2 separate regions of the Homo sapiens genome follow, and region 2 is linked to region 1. A link is an interaction called in ENCODE POLR2A ChIA-PET data of the cell type or tissue named here. Cell type or tissue: MCF 10A. All regions are shown on one strand. Each heading gives the region's core, and the rest is flanking DNA. Links, peaks and the distances in the headings are about the cores only. Region 1 holds the start of LOC105375061 (a long non-coding RNA gene). Region 2 overlaps TRERF1 (transcriptional regulating factor 1).

Region 1 (10,797 bases), core at 1,955-9,954:
TGAGACCGCACCACCACACTCCAGCCTGGGTGACAGAGCGAGACTCTGTCTCAAAAAAAAAAAAAAAAAAAAAAGTTTGAAAGCTGGTCCAGCCCTCTCATTCCTCAGATGGAAAAAAATAAAGTATACAGAAGGGAAATGGCCCAACAGCTTTAGTTATAGTAGAGCTGGGTCCAAACCCCTGACGTCTTGACTTCTAGACAGTAGCTTTATTCTTTATCCTGTGCCACGTCGCTTCTTCTCTTCTGATTGTAGCAGTGATGAGGTTTTGATTGGCACAGGATCTGTGGTTGTGGTATTTGATCTTTACCTTTTGTAGCATATGCCCAAAGTTTGCTTATATAAAACCCTTGTGCCCTGTCATTAGACAGTTTCAAGTATTCCATGTTTACCACTGAGTAACTAATAACCCTAATTTCCTTTTCAGGACTGTAGATGTCATGTCACTCCCTTTCTTCCCCAGGTGTTCAGCTCCCGACAGGCACTGAATGGCCATGCCCGCATCCACGGGGGCACCAACCAGGTGACCAAGGCCCGAGGTGCCATCCCCTCTGGGAAGCAGAAGCCTGGTGGCACCCAGAGTGGGTACTGTTCGGTAAAGAGCTCACCCTCTCACAGCACCACCAGCGGCGAGACAGACCCCACCACCATCTTCCCCTGCAAGGAGTGTGGCAAGTAGGTGCAGGGGACCGGGGACTGAATCTGAGTTCATGATGGGTAGTCGCTCTATGGGAGCTGGGCCAGGATGGCCTGAGGTTTCTTCAATCAGAAAAAAGAACTTAGACCTCAAAACTCTTCTTCGTGTCATCTTTGGGATGGGTATGTAGTCCTGTTGCAGACTCAGAATATGGCCATTCTGTTATCTTAGAGCCTTGTAAGGATGGATATCTTCAGAGAGTGAACCTGTAAGTTACAAAACTTCACTCTTTCCCAGGAATGGCAGGTGGGACTCTGGTTCCCACTCCTTCCCTTCACACCCAAGCTATGTTCACTAGCATTACTCTGTTTGGATCCCCGCTGAATGATTTGAGAATGGCTCTACAACATCTAATCAGGAACTCTCTGTAACACAGATGGCTCATACAGGGTAATCCTACCACCTTCGCTTACTTCTGTGACTAAGGCAGACATCACTAATCAATCACCACACTTTGCTATCACTTTAAGACAAAGCCTCAATTACTTTTTGTTGTCATGCTTCAAGCTGCACAACCAATTAATCAGAGTTGACACATGAAATAAAACCTATTTGTTATCCTCCCCTTTTAGGTATAATTTAAAAAACAACAACAGCTAAAGAAAAAAAGTAACGAGATAGTAATTATAATAGCTAACATTTACTGAGCATTTACTTTGTTACATGCTTTATGTGTGTGAGCTCACTTAATCCTTACATAGAAACTCCATGTGATACAGATACTGTTTTTTTATCTTTGTTTTACAAATAAGGGTTTAAAAATTAGGTAAAATGACTTGACCTAAATCACAGTGCCAGTAAAGAGCAGAACTGAGATTTGAACCCAGTTTTGTCCGAATGCAGACCTGGGCTTCTGACCACTGCTCTTTCCTTTTGGTTTACTTTGTTTTTTGCTTTAGGTAGAAAATGCCATTGATGGTAAGATGGGTGATTCCCTCCCACAGCCTCCAGTAGAGAATTCCAGTGTACTTCTCAATGAGTCCACCTGACTGGAAGGGTACTACATTGTTATGAATTACATCCTTTAGGAGCCTTGCTGAGTTCCTCTTCCCATAATTCCTAGTGCCTCGAGCATGAAAAGGAGTATTACCTGGGAGAGATGCTGCCCAAGTGGTTTCTGAAACTCTACCACGAAAACATCCCTAGTTACATCAGCAAGGCTAGGTGGGACCTCTACTTATACATCCTCATAGAGTAGAGCAGGCAACTTAATAGTAACTGCTGTTTATCAGGTACTAACTATGTGCCTGGCACTGTTTTAAAGGATTCTTTACATGTTTTAGTCTGTTTTGTGTTGCTACAACAGAATATCACTGACTGGATAATTTATAAAGAAAATAAATTTATTTCTTATAGTTCTGGAGGCTGGGAAGTTCAAGGTCAAGGGGCCTGCATCTGGCAAGGGCCTTCTTGCTAAGTCATCCCATTGTGGAAGGGCAAAGAGAGGGGAGAGAGAGCAAGAGGTTGAACTTGCAGCCTCATACCCTATTATAATCGGCATGAATCCATTCATGAGGGTGAGGCCCTCGTCACTGAAACACCTCCCATTAGGCCACACCTTCCAACATAGCTGCATTAGGGATTCAGTTTTCAACATGTGCTGTTTGGGGGACACATTCAACCCATAGCACATGTACTGATTAATCTTTAAAATAGCCCTATGAGGCAGGTACTTTTAGGAGCTTCTTTTTTACAGGCAGAAACTGAGGCACAGAAAAGTGAAGCCCCTGTTGCAGTTCACAGCGAGCAGCCTAGTGGGGATTCACACCATGCAGGCTGGCCTGGCCTTGTGCTCCTGGCTCTATGCCATGCTGCGTCTGATTAAGCCCAGCTTGATGGCACCCACCAAAGTGAACTGGAACTAGCAGATCACTTCCCCCCATGAAGCACAGGGATGGGAGAGATGGGATTCGGTGTGGGTCTCCTCCACACCCTGCTGTCCTTCCAAGCTGGCCATGATGTCATTTTAACATCACCACCCACCACACACTGGTGCACCATGGAAGAAATGGGCCCCTGGATTGATCTTAAGGCTTTTTTAATTGAAATAATGATGGAACCACCCTCAGCTGACTCTCAGTGATCTCCCGCTTATTTGTCCTGGAGTGGCAGCATCAGGGTATCAGGGTCTTGCCAGTTTTCCCCCAGAGGAGCTAGCACCACCCACTCATTAGGCTCAAACAGGCTACAACGCTACATTCCACCAGGTGGAGACAGAGGATGATTTAACTTAAAAAAAATCAGTATTTCATGTTTCCCAGCCATGTCTCAGTAGCATCTATTAAATGTTTTTTTTTTTGGAGTCTTACGTTGCTTGGAAACTTTTTCTACCAGAAATCCAGTTATGATTTCATGGAAAATACAAATGGTTTCTGTGGCTTTTCCTAACTCAAAATAACATTAGGCAAATGTTCACAAAATACCTCTTAGAGGTGCTGAAATTATGTTTGTTACATTTAACCATTTTCAGTGTGTCCAAGCAGAATTGTGATTTATCAGCCCCGTTGGACTCAGGCCTTAGAAACCAGGTGTTTTGTGTGTGTGTTTTTGTTTTGTTTTGTTTTTTCCTTCATGAGCTCAGAAGTGACTAAAGAGTATTATGCCACCCCCTCTCCATAAACAGTCTCACACCTGGGCACGCTTCTTCTGAAAAAGGTCCAGATAGTTAATATTTGAGGTTTTGTGGGCCGTTTACTGTCTTTATCATAACTGCTCAGCTGTGCCATTGCAGCACAGAAACGGCCATCAACATTGCATAAACAGACATGGCTATGTGCCAATAAAACTTTATTCCCAAAAACAGTCAGGATTTGGCCCACTGACCATAGTTTGCAGACCTCTCATCTAAAGAATTAACCCCAGCAATATATCATTTTATCCCCGGGTTTCTCAACCTCAGCACTGTTGGCATTTCAAGTCTGCCAATTCCTTGCTTGGCGAAGAGGGAGTGTCCTCTGTGTTGGAGGATGTGTAGCCATTATGATAATATCATGGCCACAAAGCAGGGGCCTTAAGTGAAAGGGAGTAGTAGATGTAGCTCAGAAGTCAAGTACAATAAAGACAGGGGCCACTGAATTTGGCCACACAGAGTTACCAGTGACCTCGAGAAGAGCAATTGGGTTGACAGGGAGAGGACAACAGTCCACTTGGAGAGGAAGAAGCAGAGAAAAAAGAGATCCACCAAGTGCGTGTGGGCAGATCCTTCAAGAATTTTGACCGTGGGTTGGGCGCAGTGGTTCACACGTGTAATCACAACACTTTGGGAGGCCAAGGTGGGAGGATCACTTGAGGCCAGGAGTTCGAGGCCAGCATGGGCAACATAGCAAGACTCCATCTCTACAAAATATTTAAAAATTAGCCAGGCATGGTGGTATGTACCTGTAGTCCTAGCTAATCGAGAGGCTCAGGTGGGAGGATCACTTGAGCCCAGGAGTTCAAGGTTATGGTGAGCTGTGATCACACCAGTGCACTCCAGCCTGGGCAATAGAGAGACACCCTGTCTCTATTTAAAACAACAACAACAACAACAACAAAACCAACAACTTTCAACTGTGGAGGAACAGGGACAGAGGCCAGAGGCAGATGGTGGGTTGTTTCATGATGGGGACCATCAGGGCTTGTTAGCATGATTTAGAAGATTCTCCAGTGGAGAGGGCATGGTCAGTGATGAGGAGAAGGGGGAGGCTGAAAGAGGAGAAAGAGCCTGTGCTCCAGACTCCAGGTGGACAGGAGGCCTTTGAGAATTCCTCCTCCATTGTCACAGGAAGGAAGCCTGAGGCACAGTAGGTGTGTTCTGTCCCCATCCCTTTCCTTGTAATGCTTGGAGAGGAAGGAAGAGAGGTGACAGGTCACAGGGGAAGGAGGTCCTAGAAGCCGAGCAGCCAGGGACTTTGTCAGACCACACACCCCCATTCCCCGTAGGACACCTGGATTTCCAAGAACTCAGATCTCCTTCTAAATTCTACACACCTCTCTTTCTTTATTTTTAGAGTCTTCTTCAAGATCAAAAGCCGAAATGCACACATGAAAACTCACAGGCAGCAGGAGGAACAACAGAGGCAAAAGGCTCAGAAGGCGGCTTTTGCAGCTGAGATGGCAGCCACGATTGAGAGGACTACGGGGCCCGTGGGGGCGCCGGGGCTGCTGCCCCTGGACCAGCTGAGTCTGATCAAACCCATCAAGGATGTGGACATCCTCGACGACGACGTCGTCCAGCAGTTGGGAGGTGTCATGGAAGAGGCTGAAGTTGTGGACACCGATCTTCTCTTGGATGATCAAGATTCAGTCTTGCTTCAGGGTGACGCAGAACTATAAAGCCCTGTGTGTCACTTAGAGACAGTGAAAACCCACGGCCTCCATCTTCATTAATCAGGAAACCTGGACTGCCTGCTTGTTTTGTAACCCTTTTAAACTACCTGTTTTAAAAGTGGTCATTTTATTCAGGTTTAGAAAAAAAAATCCTATTTCTTTTCCTTTTATTTAAAAAAATTTGTTTTTGTGGGGGGTTGGGGGAATAAATAATTGGCACAACTATCTTTAAGAGGTGTTTCATCTGGGCTACCTTCTCATGAAATCATTCCCAGTAGGGACTGAAGCTGACCTTCATGTTCCATTGCATTCAGATGTCAACCATCCCGGTTGCCTTTTATCCCAAAGCTTGCTGTGAGTGTGTGTGTGTGAGACGCAGGCGACCCTCTTAGTACTGGGGTCTTGGGGCCAACTTTTCCCATCAAGCGTTACTTTGATTCTGTTCTGACCTCATTCCATAGTTTGCAGTGAGCATGGCATCTTTGCCTGGAGATACTATGCTAGGGGCAGCTTTCCAGGGGCAAAGCAAGCCCTCGTGTTACACGGCTCTCCTCCAGCTCACACGACATGTGAGGAGATGACCAAATGTGAAAACAGGTTTCCCCTGTGTTGCCCGTCATCCTTTGGCCCGTTCACAGGAATGGAGTACTGTATAATTTTAGGCTTTCATTCCCAGCAGTGTTTACTGAGGACCTGGTTTTCTAGAACAGGTGTGTCCTGTCCTCTTCCATGTTCCCTGGGGGCTGGTCAGCTCCAAGTTGTGGGTGGCAGAGCTGTGTTTCAGCATGAACTGACTAGAGACCCATCTGGAGGCAAATATTAAGTTGCCAGGACTGCTTTCACTTCAGGGTGATTGAAGGACACATATTGAAGTACCTAGAATGCCAGAAAGTGTTCTATTGCCCAAAAAACAAATCAGAAAAGCCTATTCTTTTTTGCAACGCTGTTAATGATTAGTGGAGTTCTGAAATTACTTTGTGCCACTTGGAAGTACTGTGAAACCGCATTCACTGGGATTTTGCTGTAATTCACATCCGCTGGACTGAAGTTTACCTTGATGTTAGCTATAAGAAATAGTTTTCTAACACATACGATAGCAAATACAAGACAAATAGCATTGAAGGCCAACAAAAATGGCTTCAGATACACCTTAGCTATAATGTTTGCATTCAAACAATGAATGTATTCATCACAAGTCACTTACCAAAGCACTTCTAGACTTCTCCAACCTCCATGACTTTGCTCTGCTTCCTCCTGTCCCTGTCAGCAGGGTTGCTGTTTGTACTTGAAGGTAATAAACCTGTAATCCTTCAAAAATGCCATTTAGCCCCAGGCTTCTGAGCTGAGTCAGACTGACCCATCCCACCGTTAGGGCAAAAGTCAGGCTGGGACACAGCGCCAGTACAGAGAGGATCCTGCTTCATGCAACTCCCCTTTTGGAGTTAATGCAGCGTGATTTCCTGGGCCGGTGTTTTCAGGCATCGCCCACCCCAGGTATGCTGGTTCCCAGCTCCACGTAGGTGTGCCTATCACGCTGGGCCACTTTGCTGACAACATTCATAGCTTGACATGAGAGAGAATATCAGCAGAAGCATGAGAGTAGGACCTGACGTCTTTGACTCTGCAAAAGCATTTAGCACACACTCATGGGGGGGAACTGGCTGTGAGCCACAGCAGCCCCACACAGACAGTGGTCTCTGAACTTCAGGAAAGCCATGGACAGAAAAAAAAATAAAATTCTTTTCCATCATTCTATTTTCAAAGAGGTCTTGGCGTTTTCCTACATCTTTTGTTTAGAGGGGGAAAAAAGTTTCATTTGCTGCCATTTCAGAAAGGTTATGCTATCCTGTTTTATCCAAGCAGTTGTGAGTCAGGAACTGCCTGGGCAGTGTGCATCAACTTTGTGGCCGAACCATTACAGCTGTCATATCCTTGGCTGATCGTCTCTCCCAGGGACTACTGCCCTCCACTTAGTGTCTGAGGGTAAGCCTAGAAGGGTGCTGCTATTGGGTCTATGGAAGCTTATCTATCAAAGGAGCAAACATCCAGAAAAGTGTTTATAAAGCAAATGTATTGCCTCTGTTTAGAGATTTGCCCAGCTGTTCCAGTTTTAAACATTAAAAAATAAACTCAGTTGCCATGGCAAAAATAGAATGCACAGCTTACTTATAATTTTCCATGCAGTATAGCATAAGGATTTTTGACTTGAAACAACCAAAGAACTCCTCCTTAACGAGACAGTTCAAATTCCTGAATTAGTATTTCTTGACTATCAACTTAAAGAATGGACTTCCTAGTACAATGTTGCACTTATTTTTTTTTCTGAAATAATTCTGCCTGCATGTATGTGTTGTGTTTTAGCTTCTCCCCTTACCCCACCCCAAAGATCTTTTCTTCCTAATGGTTAATGTCTCAACTCGGTTACTGTTTACTATCAGATGGTTTTTCATTAGTGAATTTAGACCTCTTTGAGAAAGCTTGTATATAAAAAGTTAACAGATATATTTTATGGAAAAACCCATCTTATTTTCAAATATATTTAACTGCTGTTATATTTTATTAGAGGAAGGTTGTAAATATTTTCTAGGAGTTCTATTGTAAAGAAAAGTATTTTTGAAAAAAATTAATGTAATAAAAAGGAAAACATTTTTAAATAGTGGTTGTGATTGCTTCCTGTTCTGGCTTCGTTATGTTCTATTCTCAGCAGATGAATTGCATGCCTTCCATATCAGGATGTAATTTATTCAGGTTTGCACTATTATAAGTTGACATCATAATATCTAGTGTGCTTAACTGTATTTTCCCGGAATGCAAGTCCCTTGGTCCATATTAAAGCACTATGTATAGCATATTCATAATTTTTCTTTTGTAACGTGTGTATTTTTAATAAGGATTTTATGTAACATTTTGGCAACAAGAGGACCGTATTTTCTAGTGAATTTTATAATAACATTTTGCTAAAAATGTTTCTTCCTAGGTCAGTTTTTGTTAAGGTGAACCAAAAGTCTTATTTTACCAGGGGTTTAAAAAAAGTTTGAAGCTTGAAAGCAAAGTTATATTTAAACATCATATGTAACAAATAAATAAAGATGTTTTATAGACTTGTCCTAAAAAGGTGCATTCCTTAAAAAAAAAAAAAAGAAAAAAAAAGGAAACTGGGGCATTCTAGGTTGTTTCCCCTCCAAGTGATAAGCTTTTTTTTTTTCTTAATTATCACAATGCTTCTTCAAAAAGGGAACCAGGGAAATTTTATTTAACACATTCTAATCATTAGCCTCTCAGAAAGTTATTACAGTTCCTATAGATGGGCATTCATCAAATGGAGATGTAACCAAACAGACACTGTCATATTTATTTGTGAAAACCTGATTCAATATTGCATCAGCTGCTCTGAAAATAAAATATTAATCTTTTGCGTTTCGTTTGGCTTAAATATTTCTTCTTTCTAGCCATTGCTATGACTTCTCAATGCTGGATAAATGCTAGTTTACCTGTTAATTGGTTTCCGTAGACAACAAGTTTAAGTCGGCTGATCAAATTTAATGATCATTATTAAAGTGTCCCCCGACTCCGAAGACCAGGACATACATTTCTGCTATTCAAGCAGTGGATGAACCACTTGGGTTCGTAAACCTTATGACTCAAACTGTGTCATAAACTCAAACTGAGTCATAAACCTTATGACTCAAACTGTGATTCAAGGGAGCACACTGTGACATACAGGTGTCTTACACTAAATCCTCCACAAAGTCTTAAGTCCACCCCGATTTATTTGCATTTTAAATCTGAATTTCCAAATTTGAGTAAGTAAGTTTACTTTTTTTTTTTTGACAGTCTTGCTTTGTTCCCCAGCCTGGAGTGCAGTGGCACGATCTTGGCTCACTGAAGCCTCCACTCCTGGGTTCAAGCAATTCTCACGGGTCAGCTCCTCTAAGTCCACCCCGATTTATTTGCATTTTAAACCTGCATTTTCAAATTTGAGTAAGTATGTTTACTTTTTTTTTTTTGAGACAGAGCCTTGCTTTGTTCCCCAGCCTGGAGTGCAGTGGCATGATCTCAGCTCACTGAAGCCTCCACTCCTGGGTTCAAGCAATTCTCACGGGTCAGCCTCCCAAGTAGCTGGGACTATACAGGTCATGCACCACCACACCTGGCTAATTTTTGTATTTTATTAGAGGCGAGGTTTCGCCATGTTAGCCAGGCTGGTCTCGAACCCCTGGCCTCAAGAGATCCGTCTGAGGCCCGCCTCGGCCTTCCAAAGTGCTGGGATTACAGGTGTGAGCCACTGCACCTGGCTGTATGTTTACTTTTTTTTTTTTTTTTTTTTGAGACAGAGTCTCCCTCTGTCACCCAGGCTGGAGTGCAGTGGTGTGATCTCAGCTCACTGCAAGCTCTGCCTCCCGGGTTGATGCCATTCTCCTGCCTCAGCCTCCCGAGTAGCTGGGACTACAGGCGCCCGCCACCACACCCTGGCTAATTTTTTGTATTTTTAGTAGGGACGGGATTTCACCTTGTTAGCCAGGATGGTCTCGATCTCCTGACCTCATGATCCACCCGCCTCGGCCTCCCAAAGTGCTGGGATTACAGGCGTGATGTATGTTTACTTTTCATGGTCAACAGAAAACTATAGAAGAACTTTCAAATTCTGGATTTCATACAGAAGTTTACAGAATTTTACAAAAATAAATTTGCTTTAAGTGGGGAATGCCTATTCAAGACCTTGATCTAGATTCTTTTGGAGGGTGGGGGGGGTGGGGAAGGGGGGTTGTTGTTGTTTTTAAACTAATAGAGACAGGGTCTCACTATGTTGGCCAGGCTGATGTTGATCTCCTGGCCTCAAGCAATCCTTCTGCCTTGGCCTCCTGAAGTGCTAGGATTATAGACATGAGCCACTGCACCTGGCCTCTTTTGGATTTTTTTTGTTTTTGAGACGGAGTCTCACTGTCGCTCAGGCTGGAGTGCAGTGGCGCGATTTGGGCTCACTGCAACCTCCACCTCCCGAGTTCAAGGGATTCTCCTGCCTCAGCCTCCCGAGTAGCTGGGACTACAGACCACCACGCCTGGTTAATTTTTTTTTTTTTTTTTTTTTTTTTTTAGTAGAGATGGGTTTCACCGTGTTAGCCAGGATGGCCTGGATCTCCTGACCTCATGATCCACCCACCTTGGCCTCCCAAAGTGCTGAGATTACAGGTGTGAGCCACTGCGCCTGGCCTTTTTTGGTTTTTGACTTTAATTTTAGCTGTTTACTTTAGACAACCTATACCAAATAAAATAGCTATTCCTCTAGAAACTGTGTGCCTTAGCCAGTGCTGTAAATTTAAAGTCTACTTCTGGAGGCCTAATTGGAAGATTTTTTTCTACTTTTATTCAGTCAGTCGATCCTCATGAGCCACCATTATTCCATACTGTATTATACAGGGGGAGGAGAGTGTATAAAGATGGCTGTACATGATTCCTTCCTGCCAAGGAATTTAATACCTAGAAAGACATATGGGGGCCTTGGAACAGATTCAATTCCAGGATTGAGAAGAGACCTATCAATATTCGGAATCCTCTCACCATCACCCACATGTACACAGCAATTTATAGCGGGTGCTCAGCAACTATTTGTTCAATGAGTTAACTCGCCAGTCCTCCAGGTACGCTCATCCATGTGTGCATTTGGCAGAGAGAGAATGTGTGTGTAAATCCTGAATTCCATTTACTCCCTATCTACCATCCTCAGCCACCGCCAGCGAGCTGAGATGTGCTCTAGGAATGTGGATGAGAGTTCATGTTGACACAGCAAAGCA
Region 2 (10,797 bases), core at 1,400-9,399, 180 kb before region 1:
CACAGTGGTGCATACCTGTGATTCCAGCTATTTGGGAGGAATCGCATGGTGGGAGGATTGCTTGAGCCCCAGAGGCTGAGACTCTGTGAGCCCTGATCATGCCACAGCACTCCAGCTTAGGTGACAGAGTGAGACCCTGTCTCAAAAAAAGAGTCTTGAAATATCACCAAGCAAGGCTCGTCTCAGGAATATAAGTCTGATTCAACACAGAGAGGCCAATATTAATAGAAAGAAATCATAAAAATCGGAATACCTATTATTCAGCACGGTGCCTGAAATATAATCAGTCAACAAATGTTTGATGGATGAATGAATTTGGTCTCAGTGGATGTAGAAAAATACTGGAAATAATTACATATGCATTATAAAGCATCAGAAGAGTAAAAAAATAGGTGTGTTGGGGGATTTACCCCTATGTAGGATAAAGAGCCTGTTTGTGTATAACCGTGTAGCAATCCTTACACAGGGGCTGCAGATACTGAGTGGGGAAATACTAGAAGTGTGCCCTGAAAAACAGGAACTAAACCAAAATGCCCCTTATCTCTACTCTTATTTAACATAGTTTAACAGATGCTTGTCATAACAATATAGGAACAAAGAGAAACTAGAGGGATTGGTATAGGGAAGGAAGAGATAAAAATATCGCTGTTTGCAAATGACACAATTTTTATTCAAAGAAAATTACAAAATCCTACATGGCTGCTTCTGATCAGAAATTAAAGCATTAAAGGGTCAGCATTCCAAAGTTTATGCCTAGATTTCATGCCCTTTTGGCATTTAAAATTCCAGTGAAATACTTCATAATGCAAGAACATGATAATTATAATAATAATCAGGAAAAATTGGTGGACATGCATATCAAAGGATGTTTTGAAAATCTTTTAGGAGCAAGACTTCTCTAAGCAAACAAGGCAGGCAAGCAGTAGTTATTAAAATTGTACAATAGTAGGATAAAGCAGGAAAATGGAAGATCAGTACAATAAATAGATCTAAATGAATGGAAGACATTTATTTATTTATTTATTTTGAGACTGGGTCTCACTGCACCCAGGCTGGAGTGCAGTGGCGTGATCACGGCTCACTGCAGCCTCAACTTCCTGGGCGCAGGCAATCTTCCCACCTCAGCCTCTTGAGTAGCTGGGACTACAGGCATACACCACCATGCCCAGCTAATTTTTTGTAGAGACAGGATTTTGTCATGTTGCCTGGGATGGTCTTGAACTCCTGGGCTCAATTATCTTCCTGCTTCAGCCTCCCGAATTGTTGGGATTACAGGCATGAGCCACCGCGCCTGACCTGGAAGACATTTATATATGACAAATTTGGAGAGGCAAACAATAGTGAAAGAAATAATTTTACAATAAATAGCTCTTGGGAAAAACTAGATAACAGTGTGGAAAAAGTGAACTCAGATTTATATCTCACATCATATGTTATAAATTTTAGATGTATTAAAAAGTTAGTTTTACAAACTCTTAAAACTCAGAGGAAGCAGGTGGTATTTTTTCCTCGAGAGCAAATGTGTTTGAAAATTCCATAAAAATGATCATTAATGGAATGAGATGTGTTCAACTATAAAGGAATAAAATCTATAAGATAAAAATAATAAAATCATGTTAAAGGATGTCAGGGTGCGGTGGCTCATGCCTGTAATCCCAGCACTTTGAGAGGCCAAGGTGGGTGGATCACCTGAAGTCAGGAGTTGGAGATCAGCCTGGCCAACATGGCAAAACCCCATCTCTACTAAAAATACAAAATTAGCCGGGTGTGTTGGCACATGTCTGTAATCCCAGCTACTCGGGAGGCTGAGGCAGGAAAATCGCTTGAACCCGGGAGGCAGAGGTTGCAGTGAGCCGAGATCACGCCACTGCACTCCAGCCTGGGCAACAGAGTGAGTGAGACTCTTTCTCAAAAAAAAAAAAAAAAAAAGATATATATATATATATACACACACACACACGTGTATGTATATATATATATACACACACATGAGTATGTATATATACATACACACACATGTGTATGTATATATACATACACACACATGTGTATGTATATATACATACACACACACATATATATATATATATATTTATTTATATAGCGAAGTTAATGGAAGAGGGAAACAGTTGTAATAAACCAATGGATAAGACATGTTATCAAAGTTAAGCACAGAACTGATGAAGTTCTTTAAGGCAAATACTTAGACTATATTGGTGAAATAACCCAGGCATAGGAACACATCATTTTGTATGAAGCCTGGATCATAAACTGAGAGATACAAAGGTGTTTCACTTTCTTTTTTCTTTACCAAATGCAGGTAATTAGGGAATAGTTAGGCAAATGCTGTGAAAACAATACAGTGGAGAACTCAAACACTTGATACGAGATAGACAGAGCAAAGTTAAGTGCGACAAGAATATGGAATCGCTTACCTGTGCTGATGATGACCTGGTAAATATCTGTGCGCACACGTCCATAAGAATCTGGACAGGTATAGGGCTTATTTGATGTACTTTTGATTAGGTTTTTTTTTTCTCTGTAAAATTGTAAATATGTCATGGAATGTTGGTTTTTAAAAGAAGAAAGGAGGGGGGAAATTCTGTAGTAAAAAGAGGAAATGCGTTGCGGTGGAGAGACGGCACTGGGAAGTCTTCCACATGGAGCTGGATTTGAGTCACTACGTTATCATGTGGTTTTGGACAAGTCACATCTCTCTTCTCAAGCTCCCAGTCTCCACCCTGAGAGGAGGTAATGGTGACACCCACAAATTAGATCACAGGAGTTCTTGACTTCTGAGCAGGCATTCTCTTTGTCGAGCCGGTTTTATGGAATCCTGGAGCCCCTTGCCCACTCTCCCTCGTTTTGTCCCATCTCTGCAGAATGTCTGTAGTTTGGGGGCAGATCCAGGACTAGCGTGACAACAGAGACGGGCAGACAGACAAACACAGCCCCAAACAGGGCAGCCAACAGAGTCATTGCGAATAACGGTGAAAAGAGACTGCAGCCCCCAGCAAATAAATATGTGCCCTTTCCATTTCAGATCTGGAGATGTGGCCTAAGAGGAGAAGACAGAGACTTAAAGAGAGCATTTTGTTGAGCAGACTTAGATTTACCATGCAGTTGAAACTTTTTGTAAGCCTGGTTTGTGGAAAAAGCAGGAAGGAAAGGAGGCCAGCCACTTATCTGGTGTGTTTAGGACACTTTGGGGCATAACTAATGAATTCTAGTGTTGAGTTCCTTTACTTGGGAGCTAGATGACCTTGAGCTTCTTAGCCCAAGCCCCTGTTTCTTCATGTTGAAATGGGAATAACCTCTGTGTCTCCCTGGTTTGTTGTGAGAATGACCTAAGATGTAATGCTTAAATGTTCTTTGTGCTTTTCAGTTACTATTTGTCAAGGTTTCCCCTGGATGCATGCCAAAACAGACACAATGCAGGATCCCATAGGGAATGTGGATTATTGTCCCTGCCTTTGGGGAGCTTGTACATCCAGAGGGAGTGGTTACACAAATCCCTGCAAAGGCTGGGGAGGAGGGGGGTGGGGGGTAAGTGTCATGAGAAGGCAGCAAGGCCAGGGATGCTGTTTTTAAGACGAGGGACATTGGGGCCACTCAGGGCAAGGGGCTAGTGACTGGCTAAGATGCAGTATGGGGGATGCCGGAGAGAGGCAGCATTTGTTGAGGAAGGTTCCAGAAGACATTAGGTAGATTTGAGCAGTCGTCTAGGATATACTGGACATACCCAGGTCTGTTAACTCATTGGAGCCCGATTGCAACCTGTGAGCTGAGGGAACTGGGGTGTGCAGGGACTGGGATGTGAGCTCCTTTCTGGGCTGACTTGGGTCCAGGACAGAGGCCTCTGCCTGCTCTGCCTGTGGTCCTTCCTCTGTACCAATGCCCTTTCAACAAGAGGAGTCATCGGCACTGGCCAGAGTTCATCTTCTTCCGTGGAGTGAGGAGAGGGGCAGAAGAGAAGAGGGTGAAGGGCAAGAAGATTCTGAGATGAAGAGGGAAGAGGAAGGTCAGGAACCAGGAAGGGGGTCTGACTGATTTTCGGGAAGCAGTTGATAGGATGTGGGACCTGGAGTTAGTCACCTGGGGCCAGGTCCCAGCTTTACAGCTGCCAGCCTCCATAACTGTGACCAAGTCAGCCAACTTTTCTGAGCCTCAGTTTCTCCCTCTGTAAAATGAGGATGACTAACTTACCTCCTAGGGATATGAGGAGGACTAACTGAGTTGTATCTGGAAAGTGCTTGGAACTTTCCAGGTCTTCCATACACACTAGCTGCTGCTCTTGTTATTTTTGTGATCACAAAGGATTCTTGCCCCTTGGAAATGACGGTGCTTCTGTGTCATGGGCTTTGTTGCATGGTGGGTCAGTAACACTTTCCCTGTACTCCACAGGGGCAGGTAGTTGCTTCCCCCTGCCTGCTTCTCTCTGTCTTGATCTTCTGCCCCTTCCCTATTTTTTTTTTATTTTTTTTAATTTTTTTAATTTTTTTTTTTTTGAGACAAGGTCTGGCTCTATCGCCCAGGATAGAATGCAATGGTGTGATCGCAACTCACTGCAACTGCCACCTCCCAGGCTCAAGCAGTCCTCCCACCTCAGCCTCCCAAGTAGCTGGGACTACAGATGTGCATCACCATGCCTGGCTAATTTTTGTATTTGTTTGAGAGACAAGGTTTCATCATGTTGGCCAGGCTAGTCTTGAACTCCTGACCTCGGGTGATCTGCCTACCTCGGCCTCCCAAAATGCTGGGATTACAGGTGTGAGCCACCGCACCAGACCCGTCTATTTTCAGTTTGAAGCAGCACCTTCTGTGTGCCAGGCATTTTGCTTTGTAATTGAACGTACATCATCTAATTTAAATCCTCCCAATAACTCTTCTGGGTGGGGCTAATCATTCTTGTTTTTCAGATAAGGAAATGGAGGCCTAGAGAGTCCCACAGGAGGAGATTCAAATTCTGTCTCCATCCCTGAGCACACATCAGTATAACCTTGTGTGCTGGGGCCTCGCATCTTAAGGCTGTGTGAACCAAATTCCCTCCCTTCCTTGTAAGTGACCTCACTGGAACACAGCTGGGATGGTCCTTAACTGCTGCCTTTTCCCTTCCCAATTGTAAGACTTTGAGTCAGAGTACTTAACCCTTAATGCCTCACTTTTCTGTCTATAAAGTGGCAGTGATAACAGCACCTAGTTTGGTAGGGTTACCGTGAAGATTAAATAATACCCAGAGTTCTGGAGCACAGCTGTAAGTGGTGGTTGCTGTTACACTGGTCTGCAACTTTGAACCCTATCCAGCCCCCTGAGAAACTGACCTATCTGCTGACTGTAGCCTGGGGGTGGGTATATTAGCTTTGACTAAATATGTAAAACTTTTAGTGACCCTTCAATCTCCCTGTCCCACCCTTAGGCAAGAGGAATTCTCTTAGTCCTGCAAATGAGAACTGTTCTCTTTTGATGAACACAAAGAAAACCCAAAGTGAGAGTTTCCTAGTAAGAGAAAGCAGCAGCCCTGAGGTATTAGCTCCTTAGGGCCTTGGATTCTGCACTTGCTTAGCTCTGATAGGAAGCAGGAATCGGCACAGAGAGCGGTTAGACGGTAGGATCAAGAGGCAGGAGGAGAGTATCCTGCTGGGGTGAGAGGATAAGGAAATGAGGTTGGGTGGGGCTCCTGACAGGGTTAAGGCCTGTGAATCACCAGAGGCCCTCAGGCTGGGTGCAGTGGGCTGGAGGTAGCTTTTCTGAAAGCCGTGCTTCTTGGAGTCAGCATTGGCTTCACATTCAAGACGGCTGGATTGGGGTGGGGGTAGGGGAGAAAAGGGGGAGTCTTAGAGGAATGAAAATGCATCACGTGGCCACAGCAAGAATCCAGAGAGGAAATGATTAGAATTGTGCTATGGAGTGAAAAAGTAGGACTAGAATGGAGAGATAATTTTGTAGTTCCCTGGATGTGGAGGTGTGCAGGGGAGTCTACGGTGACCCCCAGCTTTTAGCATGTTACTGGATGCTTGGTGGCACCATTGACAAAGATGAGGAGGAACCCAAGAGAAATAAGGTGAAAGATGTTGAGCTGAGATTACCTTTTGACATGTTGAGCTTGAGAAACCCATGGGAACTACAGTTAGAGGCATCTGCTCAGAAGAATGTCCTGGCTGGAGTCGGGCACCATCTGCAAACAGATTCTAGTACTTGAGTCTAGTACTCAAGACTCCCAGGCACAGCATGTTCCCTCTTGCAGGTGGGGTGGGGTCAGGCAGAGTGGTGAGTGGCCGGAGAGGCACCCACGGAGTGCCCCATACATGCCTGGCACCAAGTTGGGAGCTAGGTTCTCTGCAAGCGGGCTCTGTGGCAAGGCCTGGGGGGGGTCTCATGGAATTTCAAGTCTGTCAGTGCGGATGAGCCCAGCAAGAAGAATGTGGGCAGGGAAAGCATGGACAGTGGACAATGAAGCCCTGGAGGACACTAACAGCTCTAGGACTGGAGACCATAGATTTGAAGGATATAAGCTCCGGTTACAAAATGCGCTCTGGAATGTATCCCATTCTGCTGCTTACAATCTGCCCCACACCTGCAGGGTGGAGTACAAACTCCTTAACACAATGTGCACAGCCTGCCTGGACCTTGCCTTGTCTTAGCTTTCTAGGGCTGCTGAAACAAAGTACTACATACCGGATGACTCAAAGCAACAGAAATGTCTGCTCTTGCAGTTCTGGAAATTTGAAATCAAGGTATTGGCAAGGTTGGTTCCGTCCAGGGGTTCTGAGGGAGAAACTGCTCCGTGCCTCTCTCCTGGCTCCTGGTGGCTGCTGGCGATCCTGGGTGTTTCTTGGCTTGTAGCAACATCACTGCAATCCCTGTCTCCATTGTCACGTGGCATTCTCCGTGAGTGTGTGTGTATGTGTGTGTCGCTATTTTCTCTTTTTATAAATAAGGGCATCAGTCATTGGATTAGGTGAGCTTAAGATGAGTATAACCTCATCTTAACTAACTATGTCTGCAAAGACCCTATTTCCAAATAAAATCACATTCTAAGATTCCAGGTGGCCGTGAATTTTTGGGAGACAACCTAGCACCAGCCTCGTTTTTACCTGCTTTTTTGGGCCTTATTTCCCTCCCACTTTCATGGCCTTTTTTGGGGAAGATGTCCAGAATCTACCCCAGCTGAGGTTTGCTGTCTCTGTCTCGTGAGCCGCTCCCTCTCTGTGAGCACCCCAGTACTTTCTTTTTTGCACCCCAATACTTTCTTTATTGTCCCTGTCCTAACTAGGCTCCAGCTTCCTCAGAACAGGGACTGGACCTCGCTCCTCTCTCTTTGTCAGCAACTTGGTGGCTGAGAGCCTCACCTTCAGGGTGCCACAGAAGCGGGTGTGAGTCCAGGCTCCCCACTTAATTAATGTGCGACCCTGGGTGACTTCCCTGACCTCTCCTAGCGTCAGTTTTCTCATCTGTAAGATGGATCTATTAAATGAGAAAAGGTATGTAAAGCAGCTAGTCCGGACTTAGAATCTCCATGAGGGCAGCATTCGATCTTGTTTTGCTCACCTTTGTGTATCTGGCACTTAGCATGGTGTCTGATGTAGTAGGTGCTCCGTTAATATTTGTTGAATAAGTGACCACATGGGGAGACTTAGCTTGATAAGAAATGACTTTATAAGAATTCAGAAGGGTAGACATTTGGTAATAACCAAATCAACAACAATAACAAAAGAAATGACTTATAAGAAGTGAGTTCTGTGTTTATGGATGTGACCCTTCCTTAGAAACCCCCCTTCCCCCTGCCTTCAGTCCCTAAGAGCTGGGTAATTACAGTTTGAGTTGCAGCTAGATGCTGACGAGTAGCGGTGAACAGGGGTCTCAGTTTTAGTCAGGCTCACAGCCCTGCACCCGGTGTTTCTCTTTCATGTGGATGGAACAAACTTCAGCTTATTACATTAGCGGTACCTATGGTGGCTGCAATAGATGAGTCACCATTTACTGTAAAGCTTTCAGATGCCCGGCAGATGCATGCCAGTTGGGACTGACAGGGCCCTCTGCAATACAGGCAACCCAGCCTCAGGGGTCTAAAAAGACATAGAAAATCCTTTTTATGGTCCCAAGTAGTACCAAGGTCTTGGGTGAGGGTCCATAGCCATCTTAACTTCTTCATTCCTAAATTTACTACTGGAAGTTAATTTTGGTCTCCAAACAGTGGAAGGCACATTTTGGAGCCAACTAAACAAGTCTGTGCAAATTGGTGTTTACTTGCTTCTAGACTAGAGGTTTATGTTGCATCTGTTTTGTTTTTATGTAAAATATTAATTTTTAATAAAAGGACCCACTCTTATTTCTTCGTTATCGGCTGCTGAGAGGAATGCTTCAAAGCCCAAGACCTTTTTCCTTAAGTAGAAATGTAGTTGGCTCCTGTCTGCCTGCAGGTGGTGGTTTTCTTTTCAAGAAATGAATCCGTGAAGTTCCATTTGGTCTCCAGTGGTACACAGGGCTTGAGGCATTTCAATCTTTGGGGATGAACTCAGTTGTGAAGAACTGAAAAGACAAGACTCCCAGGCACAGCATGTTCCCTCTTGCAGGTGGGGCGGGGTTGGGCAGGGTGTGGAGAGTGGTAAGTGGCTGGAGAGATACCCACGGAGTGCCCCATCCATGCTGGCACCAAACTGGGAGCTAGGTTCTCTGCAAGCAGGCTCTGAGGCAGGGCCTGGGGGTCTCATGGAGTTTGAAATCTGGTGGGGCGGATAAAATCTTTTTGTGCATGTCTGTATGCTTATCTGTGCCTTGGAGCTCTGGTTAAGTTATGTAGCCTCTCGGCCTCAGTTACCTCATCCGTAAAATGGGGATAATAACAATTTTCCTGAATTGGGTGGTTTTAAGCATTTGATGAGATATTTAAAGTACCTGGTGTAGGCCTACAGCATAGTAGGGCTGAAAAGGTGTTAATTGTAATGATGAGAAGTGTTGTGAATCTTTTCTTTTGAGAGCACGGATGGTGAAGGGAGCCTTTGGTGAAAAGAAGGGTGTTGAGATAGTCCTTCTGGGTAACTGGTAGTTGACGGCCTGGTTTTTTATGGTAATTAATTCAGTATCTCAGATTGGCCTCTGTACTCATTTGGCTGGTTGCTGCCTCTCCACTGAGGTATTTGCTGCTGGCCCCCATAGAATACCTGCCCTTCCCACCCTCTGTGGCCTGTGCCCTCCTCTTCAAAGGCTTCTCAAATGATTGGCCCCGGATGCTTTGACAGGGCCGTGCTTTTCTGGTGCATTGGGAGGATGGCCAGGGGCCCCTGCAGTTTAGTTCACACCCCTCCACCTTTCTCTGGCCAGTGAAGCAGAAGAGGTGGTGAATTCTGTCCTTTCCAAGGCCCCAGTTGGGACTCGGGTCTCCTAGACAATCTTGTGTCTTCCTTGGGAGCAAGACCTGTCAAGAACATCTATTTGAGATTCTGAAATGTGGTGCTGTCTGGGACACAGCCAGTGTTTATGGGGGTGGTGGTGACAGACTATTTGACATTGGGACTTTGGGGACATTCAGGATAATGGTTGCCATGGCTGGACACCCATTACACCTGCCTCCTTTTTTATTGCTGGTGTCTTCTCCGTGAGTCCTCGTCTTCTCCCATCCCCAGCTTTGTGGGGAGGTGATTGTCCTAGAGTGGAGCCCCCTTGCTTCTGGAACCCACAGTCTCACAAGGATGCTGCTGTTCCTCCAGCCAATGTTTACTGCCCTTCTAAGGGCATGGGCCCTGGTGGTGGTGGGTGATTGGGGTTGGGGAAAGGTTGTGTTTTGTTTGCAACTGCATCCCCAGGTGTACCCCCAATAAGCAAGCCAGTGTCAAGCAATCGTGAATGCTTGTGCCAAAGGAAAGCCCCTCACAATGAGATGGGGTGAAACTGCTGCCCCCGCCCCACCTCACAGGATAGTTATATTTGTTATTATCTAGCTGCCTTACTCCTCCTTCTTGGCATGTGTTTGCATGCTGGGCTGCGCAGCTGTCATCAGCTGTCATTTGGGTTGTATCACATGGAGCCGTACGAGACCCCTGTGCTTGGTTCTCCATTGTGTAATAGTGGTGCTGCATTTAGGGTGTAGCTGGCTGAGGTTAGGTTTATGGTCTGTGACTGGGACCAGGAGTATTTTTCTCCACACAAAAGATGCAGGTCCTGTGACTCCTCTTTGGAGACGACTGGATCCAGTGAAAGCAGGTTTTCCTCTGGGGTGGGTTCCATTGAGTGACAATCAGGATTCTAACACAATTCTGATTCCAAAGAGTATGTTCTTTCCACAGTCTCACAGTGACTCCTGGAATATCAGATGGCTCTAATACAAGAATTCCATCTATTTGAGGTCCTGTGGGACCCTCTTGGAGAACAGAAAGAGTGTGGATTAATGGTGGGCAACAAAAGTGACTTTCTCCATTCACTACCACACCATAGAGGATCTGACCATGGGGGATGGATGGGAATGAGAAACTAGGGTAGAGAAGCTGGCCTCTGTTCCCAGAGCATTCAGTTACTACCAGACATGTTCAGAATGCCACAGTTCTAGTCTCAATGACCCACTGGAGGTGTTCTCTCCTCCCTACTCCCTCTCCTTCCCCATGGTCAAGTTCTGGTTACTTCAAATCAGCATTAGGCCTGGAACAGACTACAGCAATGCATGTGACTTTTCCAAAGTCTTAAAACTGGAAGAACTTGCTTGCTCCAGTGTTTTAGATACAAAGCTACACCGGGACTGCATTGGCCAGGGACCCCAGCGCTGCAGCCGCTCCAAGGTCTGGGTTCTTTCCTGGTTGTGTGCTG

What was found. ChIA-PET counts read pairs that join two places held together with the same protein. Peaks named below come from ENCODE experiments on the same cell type or tissue, not always from the same donor. Only the 100,000 strongest peaks of a DNase experiment are listed, where the experiment ranks them.
Region 2: POLR2A ChIA-PET joins it to region 1 with 43 read pairs; 3 of 35 experiments call an interaction of 5 or more read pairs at or near these places.

The regions. Positions count from the first base shown.
Region 1 is chr6:42,222,559-42,233,355 of GRCh38, reverse strand. It overlaps TRERF1 (transcriptional regulating factor 1), which reads left to right. Exons shown (of 18, transcript NM_001395490.1): 17 at 428-675; 18 at 4,687-8,425. The coding sequence ends at 5,011. LOC105375061 (a long non-coding RNA gene) reads right to left here and starts at 8,617. Exons shown (of 4, transcript XR_001744122.2): 1 at 8,497-8,617. RefSeq lists an enhancer at 8,770-8,849. In MCF 10A, for the core only: a CTCF peak has its summit at 2,905 (motif pointing right); DNase peaks (open chromatin) are centred at 6,335 and 8,665.
Region 2 is chr6:42,399,506-42,410,302 of GRCh38, reverse strand. The region is part of intron 2 of TRERF1 (transcriptional regulating factor 1); the gene reads left to right. Among named protein-coding and RNA genes, the nearest start is that of TRERF1, 47 kb to the left of the region's middle. RefSeq lists an enhancer at 7,703-7,752. In MCF 10A, for the core only: a CTCF peak has its summit at 6,794; DNase peaks (open chromatin) are centred at 2,722, 5,682, 6,602, 7,972 and 2 weaker places.